Linked DNA regions of Homo sapiens: regions 1 and 3 are each linked to region 2. Evidence: chromatin contacts called from ENCODE Hi-C or POLR2A ChIA-PET data. All regions are on one chromosome and are shown on one strand. Each heading gives the region's core, a stretch centred on a gene start or an enhancer-like site at or near the end of the contact. The rest is flanking DNA. Distances are from core to core; before and after follow the strand shown.

Region 1 (4,067 bases), core at 1,123-3,622, 150 kb after region 2:
GGCTTACCTATGCGACCAAATGCTGTTCTATAGTGCTTGCCTGCTCACCAAGTCCCAGCTCTTTTCTGGTCCCCCAACATGCCCAGGGCTTTGTGGTCTCAGAAACATCAACAGGCTCTTCCCTGGTGCATGGCGGGCCCTTCCTCATCCTTCAGGTCTCACTCCAAGTATCAACTCCTTGCAGATGTCTTACCTGAACACCCTCTCATTTACTCTGTTACTTAACCCAATTGGAAATTATCATTTGCATTTGTTTACTTGTTTATTATCCACCTTTCCCTATTAGATTGTGAGTTTCATCAGGCAGAGCTGGGGCTGAGGGCAGAGACTGGAACTGCGTTATTGGTTGGTCACTGCCTCCCTCGTGCCTGGCATACGGCAGACTTGAATTAAAGATTCCTGGAAAAACAGAACAAATGAGCAAGTTTAATTGATTTTTCAGAGGCAATGGGTCATTAGATCGCCCTGGCATTGTCTAATAAATTCTCCTACCCTCTTTGACAACGTACAGAATTAGAATTAAGGTTTGTCCTTCAACCCCACCCCACTCAACACCTTTATCATTTGATAAAACATCTCAGTAGCTTGAGTGTATTTATCACACCTGCATTTATTCACAGTTCGATCTGAGAGCCCTTGTTAACTCCCTTAAAATATCTGATTGAATTTCATGTGGAAGCGAATGCCACAGATTAAATATATGTTGTGTTAAGAAGCTTCCCGTTTTATCACAGCCTGTGCACTGCCAGAAAAGCATTCTGCATGTTAATTAAGATAGCTGGGGGATTTTTTAAAGACTTCTTTTTCTCCCTTTAACTTTATAATGCATTCAGGGGAAGGGAACTAAGGCAACTATTTGCAAAGCTGTAAAAATCAGTGTCGAGTCAGATGGGTTGTGGGATCCCAGGGAGCTTCAGTGACGGGCCAGGGCACTGTCTGTGCATGTCAGCAGCAGGCTGAGTCTAGGAGCCGGCTGTGAAGGAGCTTGGAGAGGCTGAAGGGAGGAAGTTCTGACTTCTGACTTTAGTAGGAACAGTGCCCTTCTGGCTAAGGCTGGAATTTTGCCCAGGGAACAGTTAAGTAAGAGGTGGGGTGGGAAGTGATCAAATCCAAGAATCAAAGTGGACAAGATGAATTTGGATATGGAGAATGGAGAAATCTGACCTTCCTCCCAATTAGAATGTCAGTGTAGCCAGGACTGTGTGGCAAGACCAAGAGGGGGCTGCAGATGCCTGCTTTAGCTGCTGCTAAGATGCCAGCACATTGGCCCTGCTAATGGGCCCAAATTCAGAAGTGACATGAATAAAACATGGATTCTGAAGTTCTTCAGACCTGGATTAAAATCCTGGCTTAGACACTTGTCACTTACTAGATCTCATTTTCCTCACCTGTGAGATGTGCATAGGGACACTGCTAGGTTCAGAGACCCTGGGTACAGCTGGCACATGGCAGGCTGTTAGCATATGGCACTTACTGCTGTTACATAAGAACCTGTGTCCACCTCCTGCTGTCAGGCACTTTGCAGCACCCAGCTGTTTGGTCACCTTTTCACCTCCCTTCACCTCTGTTCTAGTCTTGGCTCACCCTTCAAATACAACTGGCCCCTTACGTCGGGTGACCTAGAGAGTAGTCCCTGCCACTTGCACAATCCCAGTAAGCTCTAGTTAGGAAAATACCCTCATCCAAGTAGTTCCAGAATAACACTGCTGTTTGTTTGGGACTCCCTGACCCATAGCTTAGGAATCATGCATGCGCTGGGGTGACACTAAGAGCAACAAGATGTCCATCGGGAACCACTGCAGTTCCTCCGCCTCCCTTGGCACCGTGCCCTGGGACTGAGTTTGATTGCAGCGCCTTTCCCAGCTGTGACCAGCAGGGGGCGGCTCCTCTCTCTCGTGTCCCTTTCCAGTATCCTGGTAGGGTTCGTTCCCTCCCCAGCCCACTCAGGCCTCCTCCCGGGCTCCGCCTCTCGGGCTCCCTGAGACACGGCCCCGGCTCCTTCCGCCTTCCTTGGAGGAGGCTTGCAGACCTGCAGGGCGGGGCCTGACTGAGAGCGGGGCGGGATCTCCTTCCGGGCTGGGGAACAGATGCCCTGGCGTCCTTGGCACTGGGTTGGCTGGTCCCTCTCCGTCCTGGCTCCATTCCAAGCACGGCAGGCCCCGGGAGGGGCCCAGGCTGCTCCTTTTTCCAGCCAGGACAGAAAAGCATCAAGGAACTCTCGGTCATGAGACACGCCCGTCAGAGAGGAGGCACATTCCAGGAATGACATATGCCCTGAAATGTCATATGCTCTGAGGAGGTGACACTCCCCAATGGGTGACACAGCCCACAAAGGGGACATGGCCCACAAAGAGGTGACATGACCCACAGGGGTCACATGCTCCACAGAGGTGACATACTCCACAGAGGTGACCTGGCCCACAAAGGTGACATGGCCCACAGAGGTGACACAAGCCACAGAGGTGACACAGACCACAGAGGTGACACACTCCACAGAGGTGACACAGGCCACAGAGGTGACACACTCCACAGAGGTGACCTGGCCCACAGAGGTGACATGCTCCACAGAGGTGGTATGCTTCACAAAGGTGATATGGCCCTCAGGGACACACTCCACAGAGATGATCCGGTGCACAGAGGTGACATACTTCACAGAGGCAACCCGGCCCACACAACAACTGTGTCTCAACCATACTAGACACCTCAGGTATCAGAACCTTTCCATGGCACAGCAGGCCATGGAGCAGGCACTGCAGTGTTCGCCCTACAAACCCGGCGACTCAGTTCCAAGACCCTGCAGTCCAGAGAGCAGCTCAGAGGCAACGGGCCGAGGCCAGCCCAGCCGTTTTGCCTAAAGGTGGCTGCCAACCCTGGGGCCCTCAGCCTGGGCCTCCTGTGTCTCTGACCTCCTGCCTATAGAAGTCTGTTGCTCTTGCAAGGCCAGTAGGTAGACAGAGACAAGCATCAGTGAGAGGAAGAGTCATTTATGATTTATGAATAATGAACTAATTTAATCCTGGGTTTCTCTTGTGCCTCCCATTTAGTAATTTGTTCCATTTCTTAATGGCTCGAGTTCTTTATCAGGCTGTGACAGAGGCGAGTGGTGAGTCATCACACTGGGGATCAGGAGGGTGACCTAGATATTGGCACTGGGAAAGCAGTCCTGAGAGACGAGCATCAGCTCCACCCTCCACTCCCTCTCCACTGTGGGCAGCTCTGCGTTGGCACAGCTCCTATCTCTGCATCAAAGTGGCAGGAAGAGGTGGCCGTTCAGTGGAGGTGGGTGTGGCTGGGGCTTGTCTGAAGCTGTGGTTCCACAGCAAGCCCCTTGCTTGTGCTTAGATTGGACATCAGGGGAGAAGATGGAGAAGACTGGGGTCTAGCCCCACTACACAGCTGCATTGAGAGGGAGACAAGACTTTGGCGTCAGGCCACTTGGGCTAAAATCCTGGCTGCCACCTCTGTCTTTGTGACCCTGGGTGCATTGCTTTACCGCTCAGAGCCAAGAAAAGATGCTTCCAACAGTGAAGGCTGTCACCTCTATCCTCACGCTGCTGTCTGGTTTCTTGAACCTGTTATTTCTTTTCTTTTTATTACACACAAGTATATTGAGGCTTTGGAAGGTTAAACACCTTAACGAAGAGAGCAGGAGAGTGGTCTGTGTACAGAGGAGGGGAGAGTGGAACCTGAGAAGGCCTGGAATCAGGACCCCAGGGTGGACCCTTGAGGGCCAGCTTTGCCTTGCCTCCTCCGTGTCATCTTGCATGGCATCTGGCCCCAAAGTGCCCTCACACAGGAGCAGGCAGGGGGGCAGCAGGGGGCTGGTCAGACAGCAGCAGCCACTGAGAGCACAAGGAAGGACTAAAGCCAGCAGGTAGGTGGGGAGAAGAAGTGTGGGCAGCTGTAGGAGGCATCTGTCATGTATTTGCATAGTTAGCCCACCCTGTTGGCGTTTATCCTGTGAAGCAATGGTTATTGTGCCCACTTTACAGGCAGATACACTTGGGACAGAGGAGTCAAAGAATTGCCTAAGCAGCACAGCTGGTGCGGGGTGGAATCTGCCTTCT
Region 2 (4,067 bases), core at 232-2,731:
CACTTTGGGAGGCCGAGGTGGGAGGATTACCTGAGGTCAGGAGTTCAAGACCAGCCTGGCCAACATGGTGGAACCCCATCTCTACTAAAAACACAAAAATTAGCCGGGCATGGTGGCAGGCGCCTATAATCCCAGCTACTCGGGAGAATCGCTTGAACCCGAGAGGCGGAGGTTGCAGTGAGCAGACATTGTGCCACTGCACTCCAGCCTGAGCGACAGAGCAAGACTCCGTCTCAAAAAAAACAAAAAGAAAAAAGTTTCAGTGGGTTTAAGTGCATTTACACACTTCAATTTATCAAGACTTTTCTATGCCCTTCCATTATTTTAGATCTTTCAAATTTCATTCATCTGCAACTCTACGATTCTTTCAGCAACAGCTGTTCAGAACAGATGATTTACTTTCCATAGCGAATTTTAAACTGTTTATCATGCAGAATGGGCCCTTAGAAAACATCTAGTCCTCTAGATTTGTATGACTTTAAATTAAAAGTAGACACTACAAAGTGGATTTAACCGCTTTAAACCCCACAGGATTAGATTTAAACTCCGCAGGATTTAAGGCAATATGATACAACTGTGTCTTGAGTCTGAATAAACCTCAGCTGCACTTTTTAAGTCTGGGATCTCCATACACCGTCCTGCTGGAATATAAGGTTTTACAGAAGGCAGCGCACACCAATGCTGGTGCTGTGAAGGCACCCACAAAATCAGACGCTGCCTATAGGGGAGAACCCCATTCCATCCACGTTTCTCAGGTGTCCCAGGCACTAGCCAGACAGGTATCTATTATTTAAACTGTACAGTATGTCCCAGTCAAAAGCCTGGAAACTCAGTCACCTCGATGTGAGCATTATCCTGCAAGCCCGCTCCGGCCAAACCTGCTTGGAGACAGCCTAGTCCGCCCTGATCCCCGGACTGCCCGGGAAGCAAGAACCCCGGGACCCGCGAGCTGACCCTTCTAAAAACCACCCTTCACTCCGCTCCGCCGACCACCCCACTCACTGCCTCCTTCCCCAAAGCGCTGAGGCCCCCAACATCCTCCATCCTGACTTCACCAGCCCCAAATTTCCGCCTCACCGCCTTTCTCTCAGGACTCAAACCCTCGCCCCAGACCCATAATCCCCTCCACAAACCTCTCCCCTCCCCTGCGACCGCCGCTCCCCGCAACACCTTCACTCGTCCCTGCCCCCACAGCCCCCGCGCCCATCCTGGTCCCACTTCCCATCCCCAGGGGTGCTGGCACCGGGAGGCGGCCCGGGAACGCAGGGCGGCGACCAGGCGGAGCTCCTGGAGCCTGCAGCGGCCGGGGCTCTGTGGCTGCAAGGGGCCGGGCTCTGCTGCGGACAGCTGGGGGGTCCGAGGTGCCCTCCCCGACTCACCAGCCGCCGCAGCGCTCCACGTCTTCGGAGGCGGGTCCGAGAGCCGGCGAGAACCGGAGGCCGGGCGAAAGAGTGCTCGGTGCGGGGGGCGGGCCAGGCCAGTGGGGCGGGCGCCGCCGAGCGCTGGGCGTGGCGGACGCGGCGGGGCCTAGATGCGGTCACACGCAGGGGGGCGGGGCCGCGGCGGGAGAGGCGGGGCCTCACTGGGCGGTAGCTCCGGGAGGGGCGGAACTGCGGTGGGAGGGGCGGGGCCTCACTGGGCGATCGTAGTGGACGAGAACCTAGACTGGAACCGGTCCGAAGAAAAAAAGGCAGCCCTCATTGGGCTGTCGCCTGGAACAGGAGACCAGGCCGGGAGAAAGGGAGGGGCGTGCCTAACGTACTGTACCACCCATCGAAATCCGGACGGCAGCGGGAGAGGCGCGGCCGAGAAGGCAGAGGCCTGGTTGGGCTGTCACTCCGAGCCGGGGCGGCATGTGGCTGGGCTCTCCAACCGCGAGCGGTCGGGGCAGGGGAAAGGAATACGCCCCTTCACATTTCCCTCTTCCATCTCTTAAAGACCAGAACCTAATTTTCTGGTCACTTTCAGGTATAAGAACAAGTCTCATTTTAACTGTAGCTCACTTTCAAGTTGTGAAAAACGCAGATCCTTTTATAATTAAAACCTAACATCCAACCACAGCCAAATCCCAAAACCCTTGCTCCTCCTAGAAATCGCCAGACACCTTTCCACCTCCAGGCTCAGAGTCTGCCCCAGCCATTCCTTCTGCCCAGAAAGCTCTTCCCTCGGTTGGCTGCTTGGCTCACTTCCTCACCTCCCTCAGTGTTTGCTGGGCTCTCACTTTCTCCCTGAGGCCCTTTCTGACCATCCTACTTAATACCTGTTCTCATCTGCTCCTCACCCCACCATTTCCTTACCTGCTCTCCTATTTCTTCTGTCCACCACACTTTTTGACTTTTTGTTGTTGTTGTTTTGAGATAGAGCCTCGCAATGTCACCCAGGCTGGAGTGCAGTGGCGCAGTCTCGGCTCACTGCAACCTCCGCCTCCCGGGTTCAAGCGATTCTCCTGCCTCAGCCTCCTGAGTAGCTGGGATTACAGGCGCGCACCATCATGCCCAGCTAATTTTTGTATTTTTTGTAGAGACAGGGTTTCACTATGTTGGCCAGGCTGGTCTAGAACTCCTGACCTCAGGTGATCCGCCTGCCTCGGTTTCCCAAAGTGCTGGGATTACAGGCGTGAGCCACCGCGCCCTGCCGGCTTTAAGTGTTTTTAGTTACCCAGGGTCTACCACAGTCTGAAAATAGGTGAGGCCAGAACAATAAGATATTTGGAGAGAGAGAGAGAGACCATATTCACCTTTTATTACAGTCTATTTTTATAATTGTTCTATTTTATTATTATTCATTGTTGTTAATCCCTTACTGTACCTAATTTATAAATGAAACTTTATCATAGTATGTATGTATGTGTAGGAAAAAACATAGTATACATAGAGTTTTATACTATCCTCAGTTTCAAGCATCCACTGTGGATCTTGGAATGTATCTCCCACAGATAATGGAGGATTACCAGCCCCAATGTTTAGAACAGTGTTAGGTCCATAGCAGACAAGCAATAATTCTGAAATGAAAAATTTAAAAAATGAATGAACACTTTCTGCCTCCATACATCCAGCTTTGGCCAGATCAATGCCTCAACAAACTGCAGTGCGGAGAAGGCTGGTCTGTTCTTTACTCCCCACCCTTCTCTGGGTCTTCCAGGTTCCAGGCAGGAGGCAGGGAAACTAAAAGAAAGGAGCAGAAGACTCGTTACTTGGTAGGAGCAGTTTGTCATTCTTTCTAGTCCTCCGATGCTATCATGGCAGCTCACAACATTATTAACCAGTTTTTGTGCAGCTATCTTTTTGTAGGTCCTGTGTGGTTATGTTCAGAAGTTCTCTCTTTCTTCTGAAAATCAGGACAAATTATTTATGAACTTCAATAAGTTTAGACATGAATTACTCCTTAGACTTTTGTTTTTAAATTGTACTCTTCTTATCTTCTCATCCTAGAACGCACGGCCATCCTCCATATAATTTCATTTTCTTATATTTATGTGGCTGGAGGAATTAGGAAGAAAAATGAATGGAAATATAAAAGTCATTTTCTCTTGTATAATCTTATTTCATCTCCACAATTAACAAATTAAAACTTTCTGTTAAGTATAGCAAATTGTTGGACAGCATAAATGGCAAACCTGAGTTAATGACATAGATCCCTATATAGTAGTCCCCCTTAGCCACATTTCAATACCCCCACTGGATGCCTGAAACCACAGATAGTACTGAACCCTGTATATATTATGTTTTTTCGACCTGATAGCCTAGATGGCTGCTAAGTGACCAAAAGGTATGTAGCATTGATATAGTTTGGATCTGTGTCCTCACTTAAATCTCATGCTGAATTGTAATCTCCAGTATTGGGGGTGGGGCCTGGTGCAAGGTGATTGGATCATGGGGGTAGATTTCTCATGAATGGTTTAGCACCATCCCCTTGGTGCTGTCCTCGAAATAGTGAGAGACTTTTCACAAGATCTGGCTGTTTAAAAGTGTGTGGCATCTTGCTCTCTCTCTGTTGCTCCTGCTCTCGCCATGTGATATGCCTGCTCCCCCTTTGCTGTCTGCCATGATTTTAAGTTTCCTGAGGCC
Region 3 (3,772 bases), core at 653-3,152, 240 kb before region 2:
AGACCCAGAGAGGTCTGTGACCATCCAAGGCCAAGATGACCATCTAGCCAGCCCTCATCTTTGATCTGAGGTTCCATGTTGATAGCTAGAGAGCCAGGGCTCAGGTTCAGGCCAGAAGAGGAGGCGTGGCCAGGCCAGTGGACACCAAGCACAAGTGGCTGTTCCAAAGAAACCCCCGCAGGCTCCTTCAGTGAAAGCCATGGCTAGGTGACATTTACAGATCCAGGAATTGAAGCCTTGACAGTTTGGTTAGATCAAGGAATGACACAAAAGTTTAAAAGCCCAAAGAATAGGAATAAACACTCTAGAAATCAAAGAGTCTCTAAAAGGACCCTGAACTGGGGTGGCACAGTGGTGGCCATCTGAGAAAAGATGCCTTGGTGATCAGAGGTAATCCAGTGTCCAGCCTCCCACTGCAGTCCCGACTCATGGAGTATGAGGGGACACAATTTCACTGTCGCATGAGAAAGAAACTCAGTTTAGAAAGTTAAAGGATGAAGTAAGAGCCTACTAAATGAAATGCAGGAGACAGTCCACTGCCCACATCAGTTTCAACACAACTTAGTAAATATTACTCTTAACTATAAAGGGAGAACAACCTTTAATCTAAGAAAACACTGCCAGTGGCCACAAGGAAAGTGAAAGTGGGATGAGTAGGAGCAGCTGCCAAAGGGTGAGCTCCTTCTCTGCCCAGAAAAGCTCTGCACCCACTTTCTGCACACCTAGGAAGGTAAAGGAGGCACCCAGGCATCAAAGGACCCCTGGTGGTGGCAGAGGGGATTGGTTCCATTCTTAAGAAACACTAAGGCCATCACCAAGGTGAAAACAGATCCTTATGAAATGCAGCCACAACTGCAGACCGCAGAGAAAGTATAAATGTTTCCCATCACCTTTACAATCTTTCCCAGGGCAGTTTTCCCCACATCTGAACACTGTATGGCCCTTTGATAAATGCAAATATCTATATCTTCTATAATGTCATTTAAAATTTCAATATTACTATTATGAGTAAAACAAAATTGATAATTACAACATTATGATTTTTAAAACTCTATATCCCCTCACTGTACAAGAGATTACCATGTACCCTTCCCCCCAGAGCAGGGCCCTGTTCCTGGCCAGTTGAGAAGGGCTACCCCTGGGTGATGACGGCTGTGAGTCATCAGAATTGCAGGCACTAGGCACCCCTTCTATAGAGCCTGGGTAAAGCTGGAGCCAGGGATGGTTGACTTGACTATGCTTGATTTTTGTGTAGGAACAACACAGTAAGTGTTAGGCAGGGATTCTAGCCTTTATTCACTTGACATCATTTTCCCTCAGAAAAGTTAATTTTTACTCATTCCCACCTAGAAACCTCAACAAGCAGGATTAATTACTGCTTCTTCCCAACACCTTTCATTTCACTTTAATTTTCCATTACCTATATCCCTTCCTGAGTGGCAGTCCCTGTAACCAATACTGATCACTAAATACAGGTTGATGAAAACATCATTGAACATTCCTCACTGCTATGCTACAGGATCCTGAGCACACACGGCAGCCAGTCAATATTTTCGCAAATCTAGAACTCAAGTGACACAATGCTGTCCCAGTTGGTGACAAAAGGCCATCAAAACACATCTTGGGATACATACAGCACTGAACTACCAACAGACTGTCTTTCTTTTTCCTCCAGGTTACATATTTTAGTCGGGTACTGTTAGTAATTAATTGGATAATATTTAAAGCATATGTTTTTTATTAAAAATATTGAATGTGCTTTTGCAATTGGAGAACTTAGAAGAAGTGAGGAGTGAGCCCTGAACCTGAAAATGGCAAATAGAAGGAAGGACTAACTTGCAGCTTCCACTCAGGCAAACAGAGCAGTGTGTGGAGGCCCACATCGTGAACTTTTGCTCCAAGAACTACTGCAGGAACATACCAGGAAAGCCAAGAGAATCCACAGACCCTTTAAAGGAGATGGACTGCCTCCAGGCTCTGTGGGACAGCCAGGAACTGTGAGTCTGCTTGCTTTCTCAGCTGGGAGGCATGTAGCCTAGAGAAAGTTCTCAGCCCTGGAAATAAACTCAGCGCTGTTGTGGGGGCACGGTGGGAGGGAGACTGGCCTTTTGGGCTGTGGGCTGCATAGGAGCTGGGTGAGGGCTGTGGCTGCCAGCTTTCCCCAACTTCCCTGATGACCTGTGTGATACAGCAGAGGCAAGGTTGTTTAACACCCCCAAAAGATCACACTAGCTCACCAGCAATGGATCCAAACCAAGATCAAATCTCTGAATTGCCAGAAAAAGAATTCAGAAGGTTGACTATTAAGCCAATCAAGGAGGCACCAGAGAAAGGCGAAGTCCAACTTAAATAAATAAAAAACAAAATGATGCAGGATATGAATGGAAAAATCTCCAGTGAAATAGATAGCATAAATAAAAAACCATCACAACTTCTGGAAATTAAGGATGCACTTAGAGAACTGCAAAATGCACTGGAAGTCTCAGCAACAGAATCGAACCAACAGAAGACAGAATTTCAGAGCTCAAAGACAAGGCTTTCAAATTAACCCCATCTGACAAAGAAAAAGAATTTAAAAAAATTAACAAAGCCTCCGAGAAGTTTGGGATTATGTTAAACAACCAAACCTAAGAATAATTGGTGTTCTCAAGGAAGAAGAGAAATCTAAAAGTTTGGAAAACATATTTGAGGGAATAATTGAGGAAAACTTCTCCAGCATTGCTAGAAATCTAACATCCAAATACAAGAAGCTCAAAGAACACCTGGGAAATACATCACAAAAAGATTATCACTTAGGGACATAGTCATCAGGCTATCTAAGGTCAAGATGAAGGAAAGAATCTTAAGAGCTGGGAGGCAAATACATCAGGTAACCTACAAAGGAACCTATCAGATTAACCTATCAGATTAACAGCAGATTTCTCATCAGAAACCCTACAAGCTAGAAGGGATTGGGGTCCTATCTTTAGCCTCCTTAAACAAAACAATTGGCCAAGAATTTTGTGTCTACCGAAACTAAGCTTCATAAATGAAGGAAAGATACAGTCTTTTTCAGACAAACAAATGCTGAGAGAATTCGCCACTACCAAGCCAGCACTATAAAAACTGCTAAAAGGAGCTCTAAATCTTGAAACAAATCCTCAAAATACACCAAAATAGAACCTCCTTAAAGTATAAATCTCACAGGACCTATAAAACACCACCACAATGAAAAAAACAAGGCATTCAGGCAACAAATAGCATGTTGAATAGAATAGTACCTCACATCTCAATACTAACTGTATTAATCCGTTCTCACGCTGCTATGAAGAAGTGCCCAAGACTGGATAATTTACAAAGAAAAGAGGTTTAATTAACTCACATTTACGCATGGCCCAGGAAACATACAATCATGGCGGAAGGGGAAGCAAATACGTCCTTCTTCACATGGTGGCAGGAGAGAGAAGCGCCGAGCAAAGGGGTACAAGCCCCTTATAAAACCATCAGATCTCATGAGAACTCACCCGCCACCATGAGAAGAACAGCATGAGGGTAACCGCCCCCATGATTAAAACAGCTCCCACTGGGCCCTCCCATGACACATGGGGATTATGGAAACTACAATTCAAGATGAGATCTGGGCCAGGACATGGTCAACCCATGTCACTAATGTTGAATGTAAATGGCCTAAATGCTTCACTTAAAAGATACAGAATGGCAGAAGGGAAAAGAATTCACCAACCAAGTATCTGCTGCTGCCTTCAGGAGACTCACCTGACACATAAGAACTCAC

What was found. A loop is a pair of places that touch in the nucleus more often than their neighbours do. ChIA-PET counts read pairs that join two places held with the same protein, here RNA polymerase II (POLR2A). Pooled maps may share reads with other maps.
Region 1: a map of gastrocnemius medialis shows a loop between it and region 2 (9-fold over the local background). The contact joins the enhancer-like site here to the promoter of ANO10 in region 2. A Hi-C loop is called at or near these places in 16 of 168 maps with a recorded cell type or tissue (Calu3, PC-3, PC-9 and 12 more) and 26 of 50 pooled maps. POLR2A ChIA-PET finds 5 or more read pairs at or near these places in 2 of 52 experiments (BJ and activated T-cell).
Region 3: a loop to region 2 is called in a map of CD8-positive, alpha-beta T cell, with 3 times the contacts of the local background. The contact joins the enhancer-like site here to the promoter of ANO10 in region 2. A Hi-C loop is called at or near these places in 1 of 168 maps with a recorded cell type or tissue (CD8-positive, alpha-beta T cell) and 9 of 50 pooled maps. POLR2A ChIA-PET finds 5 or more read pairs at or near these places in 2 of 52 experiments (HepG2 and activated T-cell).

Annotation. Positions count from the first base shown.
Region 1 is chr3:43,767,744-43,771,810 of GRCh38, forward strand. No RefSeq gene overlaps it. Among named protein-coding and RNA genes, the nearest start is that of ABHD5, 79 kb to the left of the region's middle. RefSeq lists a silencer at 1,784-1,963 and an enhancer at 2,722-3,221. Within about 2 kb of position 2,373, at least 24 of the 41 ENCODE cell types and tissues checked have a DNase peak (open chromatin) inside an H3K27ac peak, as active enhancers do; they include PC-9, ascending aorta, dorsolateral prefrontal cortex and 4 more, where a contact is called at or near this core.
Region 2 is chr3:43,620,530-43,624,596 of GRCh38, forward strand. ANO10 (anoctamin 10) reads right to left here and starts at 1,482. Exons shown (of 13, transcript NM_018075.5): 1 at 1,380-1,482. RefSeq lists a silencer at 1,196-1,695 and enhancers at 1,751-2,403, 2,404-3,056.
Region 3 is chr3:43,377,574-43,381,345 of GRCh38, forward strand. All of the region lies in intron 12 of ANO10 (anoctamin 10), which reads right to left. Among named protein-coding and RNA genes, the nearest start is that of SNRK-AS1, 27 kb to the left of the region's middle. RefSeq lists a silencer at 604-898. Within about 2 kb of position 1,903, at least 7 of the 41 ENCODE cell types and tissues checked have a DNase peak (open chromatin) inside an H3K27ac peak, as active enhancers do.